Linked DNA regions of Homo sapiens: all the other regions are linked to region 5. The links are chromatin loops, found by intact Hi-C in ENCODE. Cell type or tissue: mammary epithelial cell. All regions are shown on one strand.

Region 1 (4,000 bases), 400 kb after region 5:
CTTGGGTTCAAGGAAAATTTTTGAGGATGTCAGCATTTTCCATGTTGGGGGAAAAAAGAGATTTTAAAAAACTTTTCTCTCAGAGAACTTGCTAAAATATCATCAGTGCATAAGTGAAAGGAGATAGTGTGGAGAAAAAAATTTTAAGCCATCACCAAAAAGGCGAAGTCCCAAAGATACAAACCAAAATTCCAAGGTAAATACATCAATGAAGACAAACAGAACTGGTCTCAGTTTCCTTATCTGTAAAATAGGCAGAAACAATCCCTTATCCTAAACTCTTGAAACCAGATGAGTTTCAGAATTCAGAACTTTTAGTATTACAGAAAGATAATAAAGTACATATTGTCATTTATTATATAGAACACTCAGAGGCATTGGAGGGCAATATCCCTTAATGAAACACATTAATTTTTCTGTAGTGAAATGTGCACCAAATGAGTTAAGTAAAGACTATAAGTAGCCTCATGTTAGTTTGTTAGGTTTTGCTGCCAAGTAATTTTGCTTTAGACTTATGAAAAAATGTTCAGTTTTCAGAGATTTTAGATTTCTGAATTGCAAATGAGGGATGGTGTACCAGTGTCTGTCTCAAAGAGGTGTCCTGAGAATAAAATGCCATAATGGATAAATTGTGCACACTGCTGGTGTATACTAAGCATGTAATAACAGTGGCTATTGTTACTAGGTTTTTGTTTTTATAGGTAAAAGTATTCAGATATTATAATTATAATATTATTATCAGCATTGGAATTATTTTGGGTTGATGTATATTTCTTTTCCATTTCTTCTTTCCTTTTCTCTCCTTTTTTCCTTAACCCCCCACCCCTACTCCTGTCTGCCTGGCTGTCTCCCTCCTTTCCCCCTTCCTTCTTTCCTTCCTTCCTTCCTTTCTTTTCTTTTCTTTCTTTCTTTTCTTTTCTCTCTCTCTCTCTTTTTCCTCTCCCCTCCCCTCCCCTCCCCTCCCCTTCCCTTCCCTTCCTCCATCCCTCTTTTCTCCCTCTCCTACACAGGGCTTTGACCTTAATATCCTTGCATATAACAAATGATGTGAGTGGTCATCTCTCATCTGGTTTGGTTACTGGACAGACTCTTTAAGCTTCATCTGATTGTGTATGAATAGCAGTCCTCTTATTAAAGAGATAAAAACCAAAACTAAAACAAAAATAGTAAAACAAGCAGCACGCATCTCACTTGTCTTAGATTTCTGTGCCCTTTTTTCTCAGCAAGACCCAAGTATTCTAACCACAATGATTCTGATGACCAGGAATTCTAGAGCTGGCAGCCTGGCTGAGTCAGAGGGATTTGAGTTGGATCAGCACAGAATCCAGACCAAAGTCACGGTGAACTGGCATGAAAAACAACAACAACAGCAGCGGCAGCAGCAGCAACAATATAGACACATGCAAAACACAAAGCAGCCAGCTACCAGCCACCTCCGAATTGTATCCAAATGAACTGCTACTCATACCTCCACTTCCTGGGCCCCATTTCTCTGATTCCTTTCCGACTGCAGACCTATTAGCCACAGTCTCACATTGTTCTAGATCTCTACTTTCTCCCTTTCCTTGCTTTTGGCTCTGCCTTTTCTTTCTTTCTTTTCTTTTCTTTTCTTTTCTTTTTTTTTTTAAATAAGGCTTCAACTCTTCAACTTCTCCCCTTTTAAATTATGTTATGAACCATCCACAGGGGAGAAAAGCCAACAAACTCATGAACTACATTCTGTTTACAAGTTCGTTTCTAAGTCTGATTATTTATTTCTTTAATTTAGAAGTTCTATATCCCCAAGAGGACCTTAGTAACTGAAAGCTGCTCTTATTTTACTAATATATTTAATAACTCTTCATTTTTATAGTAAGAATGAATCTAGGCTTGCCATATATTTTCATGGTAAAATATTTTAATTCCTCTGAAGAAGACGGAGGATCTTAACCAAATGACTTATGCAGAGAATACAGGCATAGAAAAATGGAACAAATATCATTGTTAATTGTTTTTTCTGTGATGACAGTTTACTCTGTAGCAGCAATTCTTAAACTTGGTACCTGGTATTAGTACAGCAGGTGTTTTGGAAAAAGTAAAAGGATTCTGTGCCCACATAACTTTGTGAAACTTTACTTTGAACAAAATTAAGCAGATTTCATTAATGTAGAAACAGTGTTCCGGACATACAGTGTTTGAAATATTGGTACTGGCCTACTGGCAGGTCAGTTGTGAGGTCTTGACACCCTCAGTTTTCTACCAAGGAAAACTACTCAGTTAACAAGCTACTGCTCATAGGCAGCCATAGTTGGACTTTTCCCCTCATCATGGCTGGTGATGGGAGTGGGCACTGGATTCCAGGCTGGCCAGATCATGGACTGGCCACAACTGCCAATCAAGGACAGGACCAGTCAATTAGCAGACAACACATAGAGGCCACTGGGAGGCAGCAGGGTCCCTGAGGATTTCCGAGGAAATCAGTCAGGTATAGGTGGAAGCCTTGAGAGATGAAAGAGAAAAGCAGAGTGGGAGGCAGGGTGGCTGATAGGCTGTGTCAGGAGCTGTGGATGGGAGACAGGAAATCCAAGTTACAGAGGAGAGGTGGATGGACTGCCTGCACCAGAGGGGCAAAGAGGTAACCTTATTCCTAGATCAACTCTAGGACCTTCCAGTTGTCTTTTGCTAGGTTGGGCTGTGCACCTTCCTGATTGCCCCAAGACATTCCTGTTTTTATTTCCAGTGACTTCCACTTCTAAACTTACTCATTACCCAATGCATTCTTGTAATACATTCTATCATAATTTGAAGTAGCTTGAGGACTTTGTACCTTGTAGCTAAAAAAGTCTAATGAATGCTTCTGGTTTATTCTTAAGGATTTTTTTATAATAACTTTTTTTCTCTGCAAAAATAGTACATGACAAATTGAAAACCCAATGAAGTACAAAGCAGACAATAAAAATACCTATAGTTACCCTCACTCAGTCACTGTTAAATTTTGGTATATATCTGTGAAGGGCTCTTTCTCTGTTTTCGAATTGCAAGAATGGGTGCACACCACATACACTGTTTTCTATTTTTTTAACCTAATTATTGTAAATATCTTTTTCTTTTTATCACAACATATTTAATTATTATGTCATATTTTGTTGTATGTCCAAAGTTCAATGAATTCTCAATGGTTGAACATTTTGGCTGTTTATTTATTTTTTGCTACTGTAATCAGTTCTGTGGTAAATCACCTTGAAGGTAAATATTTGCACACATTTGTAATTATCTCTCAGGATAAAGTCCTAGAAGGGGAATTGTCAGGTCACAGCATATGCACGGTTTTAAGGATTAGAATACTTATGGAAATTACTCTTCAAAAGGTCTAGGCTAATTTACATATCAATCCAGCAGCCTCTCGTAGACAAGCTTTGTTTTCTATAGCTTCTTTTTGGGCTTTTCCCCTGTCCTGTAGAACCTTCTGGATTTTAGTGTTGATTGTCCCACCCTTTTGATTTCAGAGCATTAGCCTTCTCTCTAAGCTTTTTAATGCTTTGCAATGAGATTACTAGTTCTATAATTTTCAGTGCTGGCTCTGGCTGCTTTGTCTCAGAATACCACTGCAATTTTCTGTTTTTTCTTTTCTTTTTTTTTTTTTTTTTTGCCAATGGATCTATTGAACTGCCTAGTGAGCAGTGCAGGGGGAGAAAGGTGAACCCAGTTTCATTTGCATCCCATGTGGCTTTGGCAGCAGTAGCATCGAATTAAACTCAAGCCCCGGAAGATGTGCTTCCTTTGGAAAATGAAAGACCTACAAAGTTCAAGGAGCCCATTCGTGGCAAGTAAATTAAGAGCGTAAACCCAAAGAATGTCTGCAGTTTACAGCTTGGTATTACACGGTTGCTTCTGATTGGTATAATCTGTCATTGCTGTGATGTGTTTAGAGACAACTCAGATTACACTCCTGATACACTAGCTAGGGCCAACCACCTGTGGCCCTAGTCAACGATCAAAGATAGTTACCACAAATGCTATT
Region 2 (4,000 bases), 560 kb after region 5:
ATTAATTAACCCTTTAAGAGCCAAGTGGAGGAGTGGAATCTGTATGTTTTAGAGTTGTTTGTTCTTTTTAGTTGGTCACTTTACACACTTAATTTTCAATTTTATTTAGAAAAAGAAGTTATGCTTATGAAGCATAAAAGCTGTAATTCCAAAAGTTGAATTGGTTTTGAGACCCCAAAGTCATGACTATGTAGAGAATTTCTAAATTCTTAAGGATAACCTATTTAGGAAAACCTAAGAAATCAACTATTACAACTAATGCTTCATTATGATACCTGGTTACAAAATATAAAAAATATCCATAATCAGATAATAATCGTAAAGAGGGAAAAGAGCTCTTTTACAACAGGGGAAAAACAAAGCAAAACAAGCAAGAATAAGAACAATAAAACCTGGAAACAAACTTGTTTGTTTATATAGGGCTTCTATCAATTTAGTTGTAAAACTTTAGTTAATATGAAATCAGGCTTGAATAAATTGAGACATATTTTATATTATTGGATGATGTCACTGTTCCTCAAATTGATGGTTAGGTCCAATATGATTCTAATCAAAATCCCAATTGGAATATTTTTGAATGAAAATGTGACTGTAAGGTTTATCTAGAATAATTTGTGGATAAAAATAACCAAGAAAGATTTATAAACAAATAAGGTAAACTGTACTTCAGGTGTTAAAAACCTGTTATAAAGCTTTAATAACATGATATTGGTATACAACTAGACAGAGAGAAGAGAATAGAGTCCCCAAACACACTCAAATACATATAAGAATTTAGTATTTGATGAAGACACTTCAAATTAGGGAAGGAAATGAAAGATTATGCCAGTGAATAGTGCTGGGGAAATTAATTCAGTTTTTAAGGGAAGGAGGAGACCCAAATCATATCCCTAAATAAATTCTGGATGAATTAAATAAATTTTAAAATATGAAAACACAAATGAGTAAAAGAAATTATGATAAGTATCTATCAACTCTCAATGTATGGAAGCACTTTTTAAACAAAAAGGTAGAGGAAGAATCTATAAAAGAGAAAACAGAATGTTTTTACATAAAAATTATAAACATATACATCAAAACTCATGATAAAGAAACATAAGGCAAAGAATAACTTGAAAAAAGGGCAAAATAGAAGACAAAGGTTAACATGGTTAATATGTGAAGAGCTTCCGAAGTCAATGATTAGAAGATAAATATCCTAAGCAGAAAAATTTTCAATATTCACAAAAAAGGAATTTGTACGAGCAGAAAAAAATTAGACAATAAATCATGAAAAAATTTCAGGCTCACTATTTATTTAAAAATAATTTTAAAAGACACAAATTTCTGTCCATTAAATTAGCAAATATTTTAAATTTCAAAAAACTTTGATAATTACATAGTTGGGTAAAAGTTCAAGATAAAGGAAAATCTCATCCACTGCTGGTGGAAGTATAACAATCTTTTAAATTTTCTGGTTAGAAATGTTGGCAATATGTATGTATTCAAAGACTTAAAGCTGTAAACAATATTTGACCTAATAATTCCTTCTTAAGGAATCTATCCTTACTTCGGATATATTTTTAGGAAATACAAGGATTTAGGTATAAGGATGTTTATTGCAGGGTTACTTGTGACTGAAAAATTCTAAAAATAGGTTTAATTACTGACAGCTCATCTGTAGGCATGGCAAACCACATTCTCAGGAATATTTAAGGCTTTAGAAAAAATATAAAAGGTAACATGAAGTGAAAAATGTAACGGCAAAGTTGCATGTACAGGAGAGCTGTGGGTGGGCTTGGCTATATATGTACGTACATGCATATATGTACACATACAGAAAAAAGACTGGAAGGATTTGTGTCGATGAAATGTTAATAGTGGTTCTTAGGATGGTGGAATGATTAGTGGGTTTTTATTACCTTTATGTGGCACTTTTTCAAATTTTCTGTAAAAAGGCTGTATTAACTTTATGATCAGAAGTATAAACATTAGTTTTGTAATTTTCTTTGCTATCAAGGGCTCCCTCTGCTGCTCACCTAAAAAATTATGAAGAGTTGGCTTCCTACTTCTCATTCCTGATTTTCCTCATCTCCTAATAGCCTCTGTTCTTATCTTGTGACCACTTTCCACTTATTTACCTTAGAAGCAGACTCGTCTAATTTGAGTATTTGGAATGATATGTCAAGTTCTAGACTTTGTTTTTAATTGAGATATAACTGACATACACTAGTCGTCCGTTTAAAGGGTACAATTCAGTGGCTTTTAAGTATATTCACAGAGTTGTGCAAATGTCACCATGATCTAATACCAGAATATTTCTGTCACCCCCAAAAGAAAACCTATGCTCATTATCAGTAACCCTTGATTACTTCTTTCCGCCATCCCTGGTAACCACTAAACTACTCTTAGTATTTATGGTGTTGGGTCTAAGAAAATGATACCCCACACAATGGTGCTTTGGCATACTGAACACTTTGAATTAAATGAAGATGGAGTACCTTAGAAGCTGTCTCAGAACCCAAAACATTTTAACCCTCTTTTGTTTCTTCTCCCCTGACTCCAAGAGCAAGGAGGGACTCTGTCTGGAATTTCCTTATCTAACTAAGGAAACTTCTCAAAAGACATGCAATTGTCTGAAGACTCACTCTCCAGGAATCTCATGAAATAATCCAGAAAGATTACCCACCTGAGAGAAGAAAAGACTATAAAAGTCATCACTACATGCAGTTAGACTTTTCATCTATTCTTTTGAGGGCAGGTTGGAGAGATTACCTAGGAGACTTTTTCTACATACTAAGACAACCTTTGTTCACAAGGCAGTTCCACCCCTCTCCTTCCCTTAACTTGCCAGTCCCATTCAGTTTCCTAAGATAATTATTTACAAAATAATATTTGCCTCCTGGGTGCATTCATTTCCTCTGAAAATCACTTACTACCCTTCTAAAATTTGTTACAGCTCCCAAGTTTTCTCTCCCCTATGAGGAGGACATTTAAACCTTAACCATATGGCCCTTTTTTGAGTCTCATGTTTTGTATGGCTCCCATGATTATGCATATTAATTAATGTGTAAACTTTTTCTCATGTTAATCTGTCTATTGTCACTTTATTTCAGTGAACCTTCAGAAAGGGCAGAAAGGAAGTTTACTTCTGCCTCTACAATGGATTTGCCTACTTTAGACATGTTTTCAAGATTTATCCACGTCATGGCATATACCAGAACTTCATTTCTTTTATGATTGAATAATATTACATGGTTTTAATATACTATATTTTGTTTATCTGTTCATCAATTAATAAATCTTTGGGTTGTTTTCACTTTTAGGCTATAATAATTAACGCTGTTAGGAATATTTACTTGTAAGTTTTTGTTATATGTTTTTAATTCTCCTGGGTAGATACTTAGGGATAAAATTGCTGAATTAGATTGTAACTTTATGTTTAGAAACTGCCCAACTGTTTTCCAAAGTAACTATCATTTTAATATTTCACCAGCATTGTATGACAGTTCTGGTCTTTCCTTATTTAAACTAATACTTAATTGTTGCCTTTTATTGTAGCTATCCTAGTAGATATGAAGTGTTATCTCATTATGGTTTTGATTTGCATTCTCTAATGACTAATAATATCAAGCATCTTTTCATGTGTATACAAGATATTTGTATATCTTCTTTAGAGAAATGTCTACTCAAATCCTGTGCCTATGTTTTAATTGGATAATTTATGTTTTTATTGTTGAGTTGTAATAGTTTTTAAATATATTCTGGATCCTAGACCTTTAACAGTACATGATTTGTAAATATTTTCTCCCATTCTGTGGGTTGGCTTTTCACTTCTTTATATTATCTTTTGAAGTACAAGTTTTTTATTTTGATAAAGTCCAGTTTATCTATTTTTTTCTTTTTTTGCTTGTCTTTTGGTGTCGTATCTAACAAACCATTGCCTAAATCTGAGGTCACAAATTTTACAGCTGTGATTTCTTCTAAGAGTTTTATGCTTTTAGCTTTCACATTTAGGTCT
Region 3 (4,000 bases), 820 kb after region 5:
GATTCTAAACTCTAGATCCTTTAATAACAGCATTTCTGTAGCACCAGCAGTTTCCATTCCTAGTTGCTACTGTAGTAGCAGGTCTCGGGCACATGCAGAAACTTAGTGGGGCTGCCTTAAAATGGACTCTACAAGACGACTGCTACAAAATATCTTTTCCTCTCTTCACTATTATGGAAGGGAGTGGTATTATATTAGGACCCTCTTGTTTGTGGGCAGCAATTACAACTTTCTATTTAGATACTTCTCTTTCCTCTGCTTATGTTGGAGTCTTACTCTGTGATTGCTAACTGTATTGCATTGTCTTCATTCTCTCAATAGCAACAGTAGAAGTTTTAGATTATCTGTCCTGCGTTGCTGAAGATTTGCTGCATAACTACTGGATGTCCACATATATGTGTGTAGACACTATCAAACTGTACACAGAACTCTGGGGGTATGGAGAAGGGAATGATTAATTTTGCCTGTGAAGAAAGATTGGCAAGGGGCATTGAAGGCTTCATGCAGGAGATGACATTTGAACTAAGTTTGCAGAATAAATAGAATTTCAGCATTTGGGTACGATGCCTCTGCTGAGGGTGGCAGATTAAGAAAGCACAAAGAAAGGAGTGTGACAAATAGAAAGTAGTGTAAGAAAGGGCAAAAGAGAATAAAAGCTCATGGTATGAAAAGGACAGAGGTGGCATCTGGAAGTTAAAGCACATAGTACTTGTATCAGAAGAGTCCTATCTATGGCTAATGCTCAGCCCGGTTGACTGAGTGTAAAAAATAGATTTAAAATATTCAAAAATACCGACAAAATGTAAAACAGAATACCAAATTCAGAAAGTGGGAAAGCACCCCTTCCCCTTCAGTTTCAAAAAATACACTTTGTATATCTGAGCTTTGAACAGGAACCACACCCTGAGGAATGAAGGGGCCTCCTCACTGAGGATAATTTTAAGTTGCTAATTGCTACCTATACCCCCTGGCATTAAACAAACAGAGCTGCCTTCACTCCTCCTAGGCTGCCCTTTGAGGAAGAACATAAGCATCTAAAAATAGAACCTCAGGGGTTTTCCCGCACATTAAAACTTCTGCCCATCCTCCCCTCCAGCCAAATCACGTTAATCATGATGAAGACCAAAATAATCGTGCTGAATGAATGTCCAGGAGCTTAAATATTTGCTTTGGACAAATACTCTGCTTGGTGCTTTATACCCTAAATCCTCGAATTATGGAGAGGAAGCTTGCAGCCCTTAGGGAGAAGAGAGAGGCGAGGTGAAGAAAGTACAGAGATTTCAATGGCCTCTTGGACTTTTCTGTCTCCTTATGTTTTCCTGGTGTTTTAGTGGTTAGTTTTGCAGCATACAGTGCTAGGCTCTTCCCTCACACTTTATGTTTCCCCATGTGGACAGTATCTAGAGATTAATAAGGAAGGCCCACTCTGAGAGTGACCACTAGCAAGCCAGCAGTGGGGCTGACTCTCAATTTGGAATGAATGTTTGAAGAGGCTTTTCACATTTCATAGAAATGAGGATTGTGACTCTACAGAAAAAGTTGTTGTCTACAAGAAGGTCCCTTTACTCTTGGGAAGCAACTTTAGCTGTCCTCTCCTTGCTTTTTCAAAACTCGCTTAGCTAATAAAGAGACCAACATGCTCATCTTGGATCCCAGTACCTCTCAGTGGAGAGGAATTTGGGAGGGGAGTCGGTTTGAAAGGCAAAGTGAGCTCTCGGTAGCTGAAGCTGCATAACTACACCGTCACCCCTCCATCCACCTGCTCCCAGTGCAGCAACCCTTCCTGAGGTCGCTTCAGATGTTTTCAGCTATTCCAGGTGACCATTCTTTAGCAGCACGGAGCTGTTGTTCATACTTCGAAGTGTCATCAGCCCCACATTTTCATTTTTGAGTATCCCTTTTCTGAGCAGAGACCGGTCTACTGTGGCAACATAATGCATCCAGTTAAGGCAAGAGATTGACGACTCAACACTGACCTCCACTGGTTGGCATGGAAATACCTAATCCCTTTCGTTCAATGCCTTGGCCATTTTCACGGGGTGCACAGGGAGCCCTCAGCACCTTGCACTGCACTGTTGGTTGAGATTTTACATGATTTTAAATTACCTTCCAAGGAGCATATATGTAGATTCTGGAAAACTCTGATCCAACATTGAGACCTCAGCGCGCCCTTGTACCACCACAAACCACAACATCATTTTGTTTACACCAAGTTAGGGAGTTCAAAGTTGAATTCATGAGAATCTGAGAAATCTATGTCAATCTGTTTCCATGGTAGTGTTATTAATGACTATTCAATTGCCAATAGATTTATTATTACCTTTTAAATGCCTCAAACTCCAATTGGCCATTGTAACCCCATTTTCAATTGGTATAATAATCTTGCCTGCAGAGAATCTGTGCCAGATGCTGTGTTGCCAATGCCTTAGTTGTCTGGAGGTGGGCAAGGAAGGCCCGCTTGGATCAGTGCCACTAAAGGTGGGCTGTGATTCTCCTCATGGGGGTAGTCAGGACTTGGAACCAGCCAGGATTTCAGGAGAGAGACAAGGCAAAATGAACAAGGGAGCCTCTATACACTAAAAAAAAAAAAAAAAAAAAAAAAAAAGGCACAAGCCCATTAGTTTAGTTTTCTGGGAACAGGCCTGATGCAGTTTAATCCAGAGTGGCTGGCCTCTGAGGAACTGGGCACTTGTTGATTTCAATAGAAACCCAACTGATGCTTCTCCACCCAGGAAGGTACAATCAAGTTAAGAGAGCAATTGGTGAAAGAGATTATGATTTGGAAATACCTCCCATTTGGTTCCACTAAACAGAGTAGGTCAGAAAGAAAGAACTAAGCAAAACCATTTAATTAGTGCTCCTGACTCTCAAGAAAGCTGGAGCCAAAAATGAAATTCTTAGATAGCAAGCCCATGTTCTTCATATTGGTGTCTTCATTTAGAAAGCGACAGTACCTATGTCAACAGCTATGTTGAGAAATATTAAGCAGAAATGAAGAAAATGCAATATATATCAAAAATTGAATAAAATTTTCTCCATGGTTGTTCTTGTTTCAATGCCCTCAAAAACTAATTTAAATATTTTATTTAATTTTGAATAGGTCATACATATTTGGGGTACTAAACTTGGATGGCACAAAAGGATATACACTAAAGAGTAACTCTCCCTCTTATCTCTGTCACTGAGACAACCAGTTCTCCTCACAGGAGGCGACCTGAATTACTAATTATATATGGATATTTCCAGATATGTTTTATATGTCTGTACATGTGTATATCATACATGTACATGTACTTTTTTACACAGTTGGGACCACGCTATTTATACTTATCTGTGCCTTGTCTTTTTATCCACATAACAATAGAGCTTAAATAGGCTTCTACATTATTACATAATATATTTTCTTATTAGTTTTTATCACACGGCACTTCATTGTGTAATGTTTCATAATTTATTTAACCTGTTCCCTATTGATAACGTTTAGGCAGTTTCAGATTTTTACATGTATAACCAATAGCCTAACAGGTCATTGGTACATAAATCATTTCACACATTTGCAAATACATCTGTAGGAAACATTCCTCAAATTGGAATTGCTAGGTCAAAGGTATGTGCATTTGTCATTTTGATAGATATTGACAAATTTCCCTCAACTAAGATTGTACGAATTTATACTTTAACCATCAGTGTGTGAAACGACTCACTCTCCCCTTCCTCATGGACTCAGCATGTTATAGAATGTGTTGATCATTGTCAATCTGATGTGAAGTAATATTTTCTGATAATTTAACTTGAAATTCTCTCAACTTTAGTGAATTAATAATGCTTTGCCCTTTTTTATTAGGTTGTTAGACATTTCCTTATTGATATAATTCTCTCTATATTAGAATATTCTACATTAATAAAATTAACCCATTAAAGTGTGTCAAATATGGTAGCCACCAGCCCCATGTGGCTCTTGAACACTTGAAATGTGGCTAGTTCCAATTGTGATGCACAG
Region 4 (4,000 bases), 310 kb before region 5:
TACTGCGTTTTGGTTTTTAGAAATACGGTCTTACTGTGTTGCCCTGGCTAAATTCAAACTCCTGGGCTCAAATAATCCTCCTGCCTCAGCCTCCCAAGTAGCTGGGGCTCCAGGCTCGTGCCACTGCACCCAGCTAGTTTTCACTTCTTTAAGGTGCATAATGTAAACGTGAAGATGATAGAGAAAGCCTGTGTTAGACATTTGCATTTCATGGGATTGAGCCAAATCTGGGCTGTTTGCTTTCTCTCATGCCAGGCAGGGCAGCCAGGGGAGGAGGTGTCAGCATGGCATCTGGCAAAGGGGAGAAGAGGACACTCAGCAGGGAGGAGCCATGACTCAGGCTGGGGTCCGTCAGCCTCTGGGCTTCACCAGCAATCCCCAGGCAGAGTTTAATGCAGCCAATCAAAAGTGCATAGCTGCATTCAGCTGAGCCCTGGATCTGAAGTGGCTCTACTCTGGTCAAGGGGGCTCAAACTCCTTGGCTAGGACTTGAGGCATCAAAGATGACACCTTTTCCTTTGGGAAGTACTAATGAGCCTACTCAATTCTCTAGATGTTTCCTAACACTAGTGGTAAACAGGAGTCCCCCACACAGATCCTAGCTGGAGATGATTTTAGAGTCACAAAGAAATGAGATATATGGGCCAGGCGCGGTGGCTCATGCCTATAACCCCAGCACTTTGGGAGGCCGAGGTGGGCAGATCACGAGGTCAGGAGATCGAGACCATCCTGGCTAACATGGTGAAACCCCGTCTCTACTAAAAATACAAAAAAATTAGCTAGGCGTGGTGGCGGGCGCCTGTAGTCCCAGCTACTCGGGAGGCTGAGGCAGGAGAATGGCGTGAACCTGGGAGGCGGAGCTTGCAGTGAGCCGAGATGGTGCCACTGTGCTCCAGCCTGGGGGACAGAGCGAGACTCGCCTGAAAAAAAAAAGAAAAAAAAGAAATGAGATAAATGATGCAAAGTTTCAGAAGCAAAACCTGAAAGCAGTTATCCTGAGAAAGGCAGTTTTATAAAGTGGTAAAAAAAAATACCTGTTGGTATTGACACAGTACATGGTAGAATATCAATGCTAATTGAATATTGACTGACAATGAGCATGAAGACTTTTGGAAAGGATCTACAAGACCACAAATATATATGTACAATAAAAAGAAAGTTGATATTAAAAGTATGGGAAAACCACCCAGTTTAAACCCCACAAGCTCTTCCATCTGCACTCACTACCAACATTTTTTTTTTTTTTTTGAGAGGGAGTCTTGCTCTGTCACCCAGACTGGAGTGCAGTGGCGTGATCTCGGCTCACTGCAAGCTCCACCTCCTGGGTTCACGCCATTCTCTTGCCTCAGCCTCCCAAGTACCTGGGACTACAGGGGCCCGCCACCACGCCCAGCCAATTTTTTATATTTTTAGCACAGACAGGATTTCACCGTGTTAGCCAGGATAGTCTCCATCTCCTGACCTGGTGATCTACCTGCCTCAGCCTCCCAAAGTGCTGGGATTACAGGCGTGAGCCACCATGCCCGGCCATTCACTACCAACATTTTTTATTTTATGTATTGTTTTTTAGAGATGGACTCTTGCTCTGTCGCCCGGGCTGGAGTGCAGTGGTGCAACTGTGACTCAATGCAGCCTTGAACTCCTGGGCTCAAAAGATTCTCCCGCCTCAGCCTCCTGAGTAGCTGGGACTACAGGTGTGCACCACCACACCTGGCTCATTTAAAAAACTTTTTTTAAAGATAGGGTCTTGCTATGTTGCCCAGGCTCAAATATTGTTTAATATAATAGCTTTATTAAGATGTAATTCACATGCCACACAATCTACCTATTTAAATAATTGGTTTTAGTAGAATCACAGGTTTGAATCACCACAATCTAATTTTAGAACATTTCATTACCCCAAAAAGAAATCCGTGCCCATTAGCAGTCACTCCTCATTTCCCCCCAACACCCCCACCCCTACCCTCATTCCCACGCAACCAGTAATCTACAGTATCTCTACAGACTCACCTATTCTGGACATTTCATATAAATGAAGTCATACAGTATATAATAGAGGCGTTTGACAGTCACACTTGCAATAAACCTCCTCCAACATTTCAAACGCAAACGTTTTTAATTACTTACATAAAGAAGCAATCAAGCCATCGGAATTTGCAACGTTTCCTACTAAAGACAAGTAGACAAAAGGGCCTTCCTAGAGAGGAGAAAATGAAGACATGCTCTAATACAGCATCACAACCACAGGATGGCACTGTAGACACATGGCATTGCCTGGCTCCATCCCCCACCCTTCTCCATGGCTCACATCCTGGCCACAGCCTGGAAACATCCATACAACCTTGTGGGATACAATCTTGGGACCTGGTTACCTGGACCTTGGAAATGGGTATGTCTCACCCTAATGTACAATTAATGTTGTTTTTCAATGATTGGCACTGTAAAAGCAGAGATGTGTTCTTATGTGGAAAAAGTGAAATTTTTGCATAAGAGTTTAACTACTGTATTAAATAGAGTAAGCTCTAGATTATTCCAGGGATCTTAAGTCTTTGCGGAGAACCCCACAGAAGTTCACTTTTTTTTAACTCAAAAAAATCTAAGATCTTAAAGAGAAAGGCAATCAAGTTTATACCAGCATTGAGCAATCCTCCCCCCTTCTCCTATATAAGGGCAAGTTTAGGAAGATTTAAAACAGTTACAGGCTACATTTAACATTCAGGTAATAAAATATCTGCAATTACAGTTAGTATTTTCCCATCACTGAAGTGCTTCTTTGCCTAAGATTTCTAAAACTAAACAGCTAGAAGCCACTGGGATATGTAATTGTCATGTTGCTCCTTTGAACAAATTTTGCTGCTGGTCAATAAAACTTTTTTCTCATTCCTTTTAAACAATCATTTGTATGACATTAAAACTGGGTCCTGCCACCCCAGAGGTCACCACTCTCAATCACATCTCTTTGCAGTTCCCGCGGTGATTTCATAATATACTTACACTGCTATTTCCTTCGACTACTAGCAGGAAAAGCTATTGTTTGATTGATACTCCTTCCTCTCCCGTTTCCAGTCCTTCGAGTTTCTGATATATTATTCTATTACTTACACAAATTTGTAACTTAAGTAAAAAAACTGAAAACCTCAGCTCACTCACTCATCAATTTTGTGCAGTCTCTGGGCTTCTAAACCACGAAAGAGTATGACAGCCTCTACCAGGCTCCCCGCACCCTGTTCCCAACTCTCAATTTCTGTCCAGTTTGCTTGTGCATTGTTGAGACTGATTACATGTCCTTTCTTGTTCTCTAAACATATTTGTTTTCCCTGTTTTATCTGTAACTGGATTCTAAAAGCTGAAAAAGCCAATTAACAGCATTTACAATGTTGTGATTATGGAAACAGCGTTCACTGTAATGGGCCACAATTTCTTTCCTTAGGGATCCCGTATCCTGACTCCTGTGTCATTTAAGGATAATGCTGCAAATGAAGTATCCTTTGTTTTCTTTTTCTGAGATAGTCTCACTCTGAAGCTGAAGATAGGCTGGAGTGTGGTGGTGCAACCTCAGCTCACTGCAACCTACGCCTCCCGGGTTCAAGCGATTCCAGTGCCTCAGACTCTCAAGTAGCTGGGACCACAGGCGTGTGACACCACATTCAGCTAATTTTTGTTATTTTTAGTAGAGATGGGATTTCACCATGTGGGCCAGGCTGGTCTTAAACTCCTGGCCTCAAGTGATTTCCCCACCTCGGCCTCCCAAAGTGCTGGGATTACAGGTGTGAGTCACCGTGCCAGGCTCCAAAAATCATATCCCTTAAAGGACATTAAAAAAATCATATGAGAAAAATAGCTGTGTTTTTAACAAATAAGTACTCCCCAGTCCACTTACTTTGCAACACTTTATTTTTACCAGCCAATTTTTTATTTTTAGCAGAGCCATAGGGTGAAATCCATACCACTTCCTTGCTCTGGCCTGAGAACTTTCTACACAAAGCACATCCACTGGGCT
Region 5 (4,000 bases):
AGATTAGCTTCCTAGGAAGAACAGTGTTGGTATCCTTTGCCATTTAGAGTCAAAAGGAGTCTGATGGCAGTTCTTTACAGTGACTGTTGAGATGACTGAATCTTCCTGAGCCAAGTCTTCACATCTCTATTTTGTTGTTTTAATTTGAATAACTATGAAAAGATTGATTTTTTTTTTTTTTTTTTTTTAGGACAGGGTCTCACTCTGTCACCCAGGCTGGTGTGCAGTGGTGCGATCATGGCTCACCGCAGCCTCCATCTCCCTGGCTCAGGTGATCCTACCATCTTAGCCTCCCAAGTAGCTGGGACTACAGGCTCCCACCACCACCCCCGGCTAATTTTTGTATTTTTTGTTAATCCTCCCACCTTGGCCTCCCAAGGTGTTAGGATTACAGGTGTGAGCCACTGTGCCCAGCCAAAAAAGACTGAAATCTTTTATTTCTGATGGAGACCTCAAAGAGCTCACTGCATAGGACTGACCCCAGGTTGCCTTTATATTTCCTGCATTTTTCTCCTGTTGCTCTTCAGAGAAGCTGTATGATATAAATGAATGAATGAATGTGTGTGTGTGTACACACACATATATCTCCATTCAAAAGCTATAGCACATGCATGTTTGTGTGTATGTGTATATATGTGCATGTATATAAGTATATATGCATACACACATATACACACACACAAAGGTACAGAAAATATATATCTTGTGACTAAAATTCCCTGAACTACCAGTAACTCCAGAAATTCTATTCTGGAAAACAATGGCTAACATCTAATTCATTATCTTAGAATTATCACAAAAGGAATATGAAAATGTGGTTTCTAGTGCAATGCAGTTAAGATAGGTATTCTTGTAGGCCATGGTTCCAAGAAATTTGTTTGACAACTGTACTGAGTAGTATATTTCTCCACTTCCTTTATTTTTTTCCCTTACCTTTTTTGAAAAAAAAAAAATGAAGAAAAATGTGTTCCTCTTTCAAGTTCTTTTTCTCTCCTGGCTTATACAGTATGTTACCAGCAGAACTTTCTCTAAAATGAAAGGAAGTCATTGCTAAGAAGAGACAAAAAGTTAACAGGATTAAGGGAGTAAAAAGGCACATGGAATTTCTGGGTGTGTCCAGAATCTGAGAAGATTTGAAAAGAGGAGCAGAAAGAATTTTTGTATTTTAGAAGTTGAGGGGCCCTCCTGGCCTAGTTTGAAAAACACAATCAGATACAATTTGAAAAAAGTCCAACAAAATCTAGTGGGAAGATAAGCTAGAATCTTGTTACAAAAAGTGTCACGGGCCTTGGTTGTATATTTTAAATGAACTTCTTAATTTCATATCAAAATGCGTAGATACCTCCTGACCCCCATTCTTGCCCTCCTCCATTTCCCTGTTAAATCCTGACCTTTCTCTGTAGACCTTCCCATTTCCACCCTGGAGGTCTGGCTGTCAGGACTACTCTCAGGTTGCCTGGGTCTCCACGGTGGCACCCATTAGCCGTGTTGCTTCTGGGCAGGGCATCTGTTTCTGTGCAAAGAGAAAATGCTAGGGTGAGTCACCAGTCCTTCTCTCCTAACAAAAAAGCATTGTACTGTACAGTTTGATTTCGGCTCTTGTGTGCAACTTGTGATTGCAAACTAATGGGGACATGAGGCACAGCTCCAGTGACACACCTCTCAGGTTGCATTATAATGATCTGATTGGGATGTACCCCATTAGACCGTGAGATCCTTTAAGCCTAGGATGCTTTTATTTTTGTGTTCCCAGCCCTAAGCACACTGTGCCTAGCTCAGGGTAAGCACTAAACAAATGTTTCTTGATGAGAATGCTACAGGAGGAAGGGAAGGGTTGTACTCTACACAAAGAGCGGAAAAGCTACCCTTTAAGAAAGAGACTCATCTTCGCATGGCCTGCAGAGGGCGCTCTTGCATCATAGCTATACCATGCATCCTTTGCCCATCACTGGTTTCCTTGAGCAGTACCTTTTTGGTAAAACCACAGGTGTGAGACTTTGGAAATTTAGACTTAAACCTGCCCAAACACATTAGAATATCATCAGTTGCACAGAACAAATCCACATTACAATTATTCCAAAGGGACAAGAACATTCCAGAATTTGCTTAAAGAATACTAAGCCATGACATCTCAGAAAGTCAAACCTAAAGAAGAAAAATTGCCTGGTTAGTCTTCCGGGAAATGTTAATAATTCTTAAATTTGGAAGGCTCCTTATACTCACTTGATGAGCCAGTTCATCTAATCCAACTACCTCATTTCTCAGATGAGGAAACTGAAGTTTATAAAATTCCTCAAGGTGATGTATCTACAGAAAAATTATACTCTCAATTCAGGCTTTAGATGTGTGTTGAAAACATGGCAAGGTGTCCATTTGGAAAAAATGCACCTAGAGCTTTCTCTCTCTCTCCCTCTCCTTATTTAAATAGAAAGATTTAAAAATAAAAATATGGCCAGGCATGGCATCTCATGCCTGTAATCCCAGCACTTTGGGAGGCCAAAGTGTCAGGAATGCTTGAACCCAGGAGTTCGAGACCAGCCTGGGCAACATAGCGAGACCCAGTTTCTACAAAAAATTAAAAATTAGCCAGGTATAGTGGCATGTGCCTATAGTCCCAGCTACTCAGGAGCCTGAGGCAGGAAGATAGCTTGAGCCTAGGAGGTCAAAGCTTCAGTGAGCTGTGATCACACCACTGGACTCCAGCCTGGGCAACAGAATGAGATCCTGTCAAAAAAAAAAAAAAAAGTACTGTAGTAACTGCTGAATAAAATACATAAGACTGGAAAGACACTATTTTAATGGTGAATCTGGACAGCACTCCAAGGGTACATTTTAACAGGTTGGAAGTAGGCTTTTAACATATTATGGGGGGGATCAACTGAGTAATAAATAACACAGAATTAAAAAGTGTTGGTTAGCCAAACTGACCATCAAATTGAGAGCCAAAAAGCCATTAAGTTATGATTCTGGACAAGGCTCTGATTGCCACAGTTCAGAAAAGTTATTTGACATCTTTTTCACATTGTTAAGCTTAAAAAACAAACCCAAACTCAAATCCCCAAACCCTCAAAGCATCAAGTGCTTGAAGCATTTCTAATATACCTTCCGCATCAACCCTCACCTCCTTCTTGTTTCAGAGAAACCATGATCCTCCTCCAGGCTGGTTCTTAATCAGCACCCCCTCCCTTCCCTGGGTGCCTCCCATTTGTAGGCAGCCATTATTGGGCTGTATTCTGGTTGTGTTGAGGCTGGCAGGAAAGAGGAACAAGGATAGCATGTTCATGTGGTGTGAGTGGTCTCAGCTTCTAGGCATGCTGGGGGAAAGGGCAGTCCTGTGGCCCTGTGAGAGGCCCACTCAGACCCTGGCCAGCTCTAAGGGCTAAAGCAGCTCTGAGGTGTAGCACTTCACTTCCATCGGTTTTAGAGGCCCTACCTGGGGAGAAAAACGGCAGAAAAGCAGCCCTCAAAGAAATGCTACCATGGGATATGGCCTCAAGAGAGGAGCCTCAGCCTGAGATGAGTTGGGGGGTGGCCTTGAAGAAAAGAGGCCCTGGCTTCAGGGGCGTGGGGGAAGACAGATAAGGTGTTGGAAGGAAGCCACTCAGGATTCTTTGGAAAGCGAGGACAGTGAAGTTGGAGATTAAGGACCCGTAAACAGGGCAAATTACAGGAATTCTCCCCAGCCAACGGGAAGGGAAGGGCAGGGCCTGAGCACTTTCCTGGCCTCTCAAATTTGAAGATGCCTGGGGGTCACTGGGGAATCTTGTTGAAATGCAGAATCTGATCCAATAAGTCTAGAATCCTGCCTCAGATTCTGGATTTCTACCAAGCTCCCTGGTGAGGCTGCAGGTTCTTAGGCCCCACTTTCAGAAGCAAGGGTGTCTTCTAGACTTCAGAATAGAGAAAGTTGAACAACAGAGACCATGTACCAGAGAGTCATCTATGGGCAAATTCGTTCGGAGGAAGTCCTTCTAGCTCCAGTTCAAATTCAAGGTTGTCT

What was found. Hi-C counts contacts between places; a loop is a spot of excess contacts. Peaks named below come from ENCODE experiments on the same cell type or tissue, not always from the same donor. Only the 100,000 strongest peaks of a DNase experiment are listed, where the experiment ranks them.
Region 1: a loop joins it to region 5, with 6 times the contacts of the local background. A loop is called at or near these places in 7 of 110 quality-filtered maps.
Region 2: it touches region 5 in a loop (17-fold over the local background); 71 of 110 quality-filtered maps call a loop at or near these places.
Region 3: it touches region 5 in a loop (8-fold over the local background); 72 of 110 quality-filtered maps call a loop at or near these places.
Region 4: a loop joins it to region 5, with 8 times the contacts of the local background. A loop is called at or near these places in 3 of 110 quality-filtered maps.

What each region holds. Positions count from the first base shown.
Region 1 is chr13:50,374,693-50,378,692 of GRCh38, forward strand. The region is part of intron 2 of DLEU1 (deleted in lymphocytic leukemia 1); the gene reads left to right. Among named protein-coding and RNA genes, the nearest start is that of DLEU1-AS1, 150 kb to the right of the region's middle. RefSeq lists an enhancer at 3,713-4,000. In mammary epithelial cell, a CTCF peak has its summit at 2,414 (motif pointing right); no DNase peak of the experiment used is centred here.
Region 2 is chr13:50,530,098-50,534,097 of GRCh38, forward strand. No RefSeq gene overlaps it. Among named protein-coding and RNA genes, the nearest start is that of DLEU1-AS1, 4.6 kb to the left of the region's middle. RefSeq lists an enhancer at 1-252. In mammary epithelial cell, a CTCF peak has its summit at 2,025 (motif pointing left); no DNase peak of the experiment used is centred here; H3K27ac peaks cover 367 bases.
Region 3 is chr13:50,799,543-50,803,542 of GRCh38, forward strand. It overlaps a transcript of DLEU7 not described here. Among named protein-coding and RNA genes, the nearest start is that of DLEU7-AS1, 6.3 kb to the right of the region's middle. RefSeq lists enhancers at 1,704-1,753, 1,824-1,923. In mammary epithelial cell, a CTCF peak has its summit at 1,976 (motif pointing left); a DNase peak (open chromatin) is centred at 1,959.
Region 4 is chr13:49,667,650-49,671,649 of GRCh38, forward strand. EBPL (EBP like) reads right to left here. Exons shown (of 4, transcript NM_032565.5): 2 at 2,128-2,197. Among named protein-coding and RNA genes, the nearest start is that of EBPL, 22 kb to the right of the region's middle. In mammary epithelial cell, a CTCF peak has its summit at 2,256 (motif pointing right); a DNase peak (open chromatin) is centred at 2,292.
Region 5 is chr13:49,974,942-49,978,941 of GRCh38, forward strand. No RefSeq gene overlaps it. Among named protein-coding and RNA genes, the nearest start is that of MIR3613, 20 kb to the right of the region's middle. RefSeq lists a silencer at 1,752-2,046. In mammary epithelial cell, a CTCF peak has its summit at 1,904 (motif pointing right); DNase peaks (open chromatin) are centred at 1,560 and 1,880; H3K27ac peaks cover 448 bases.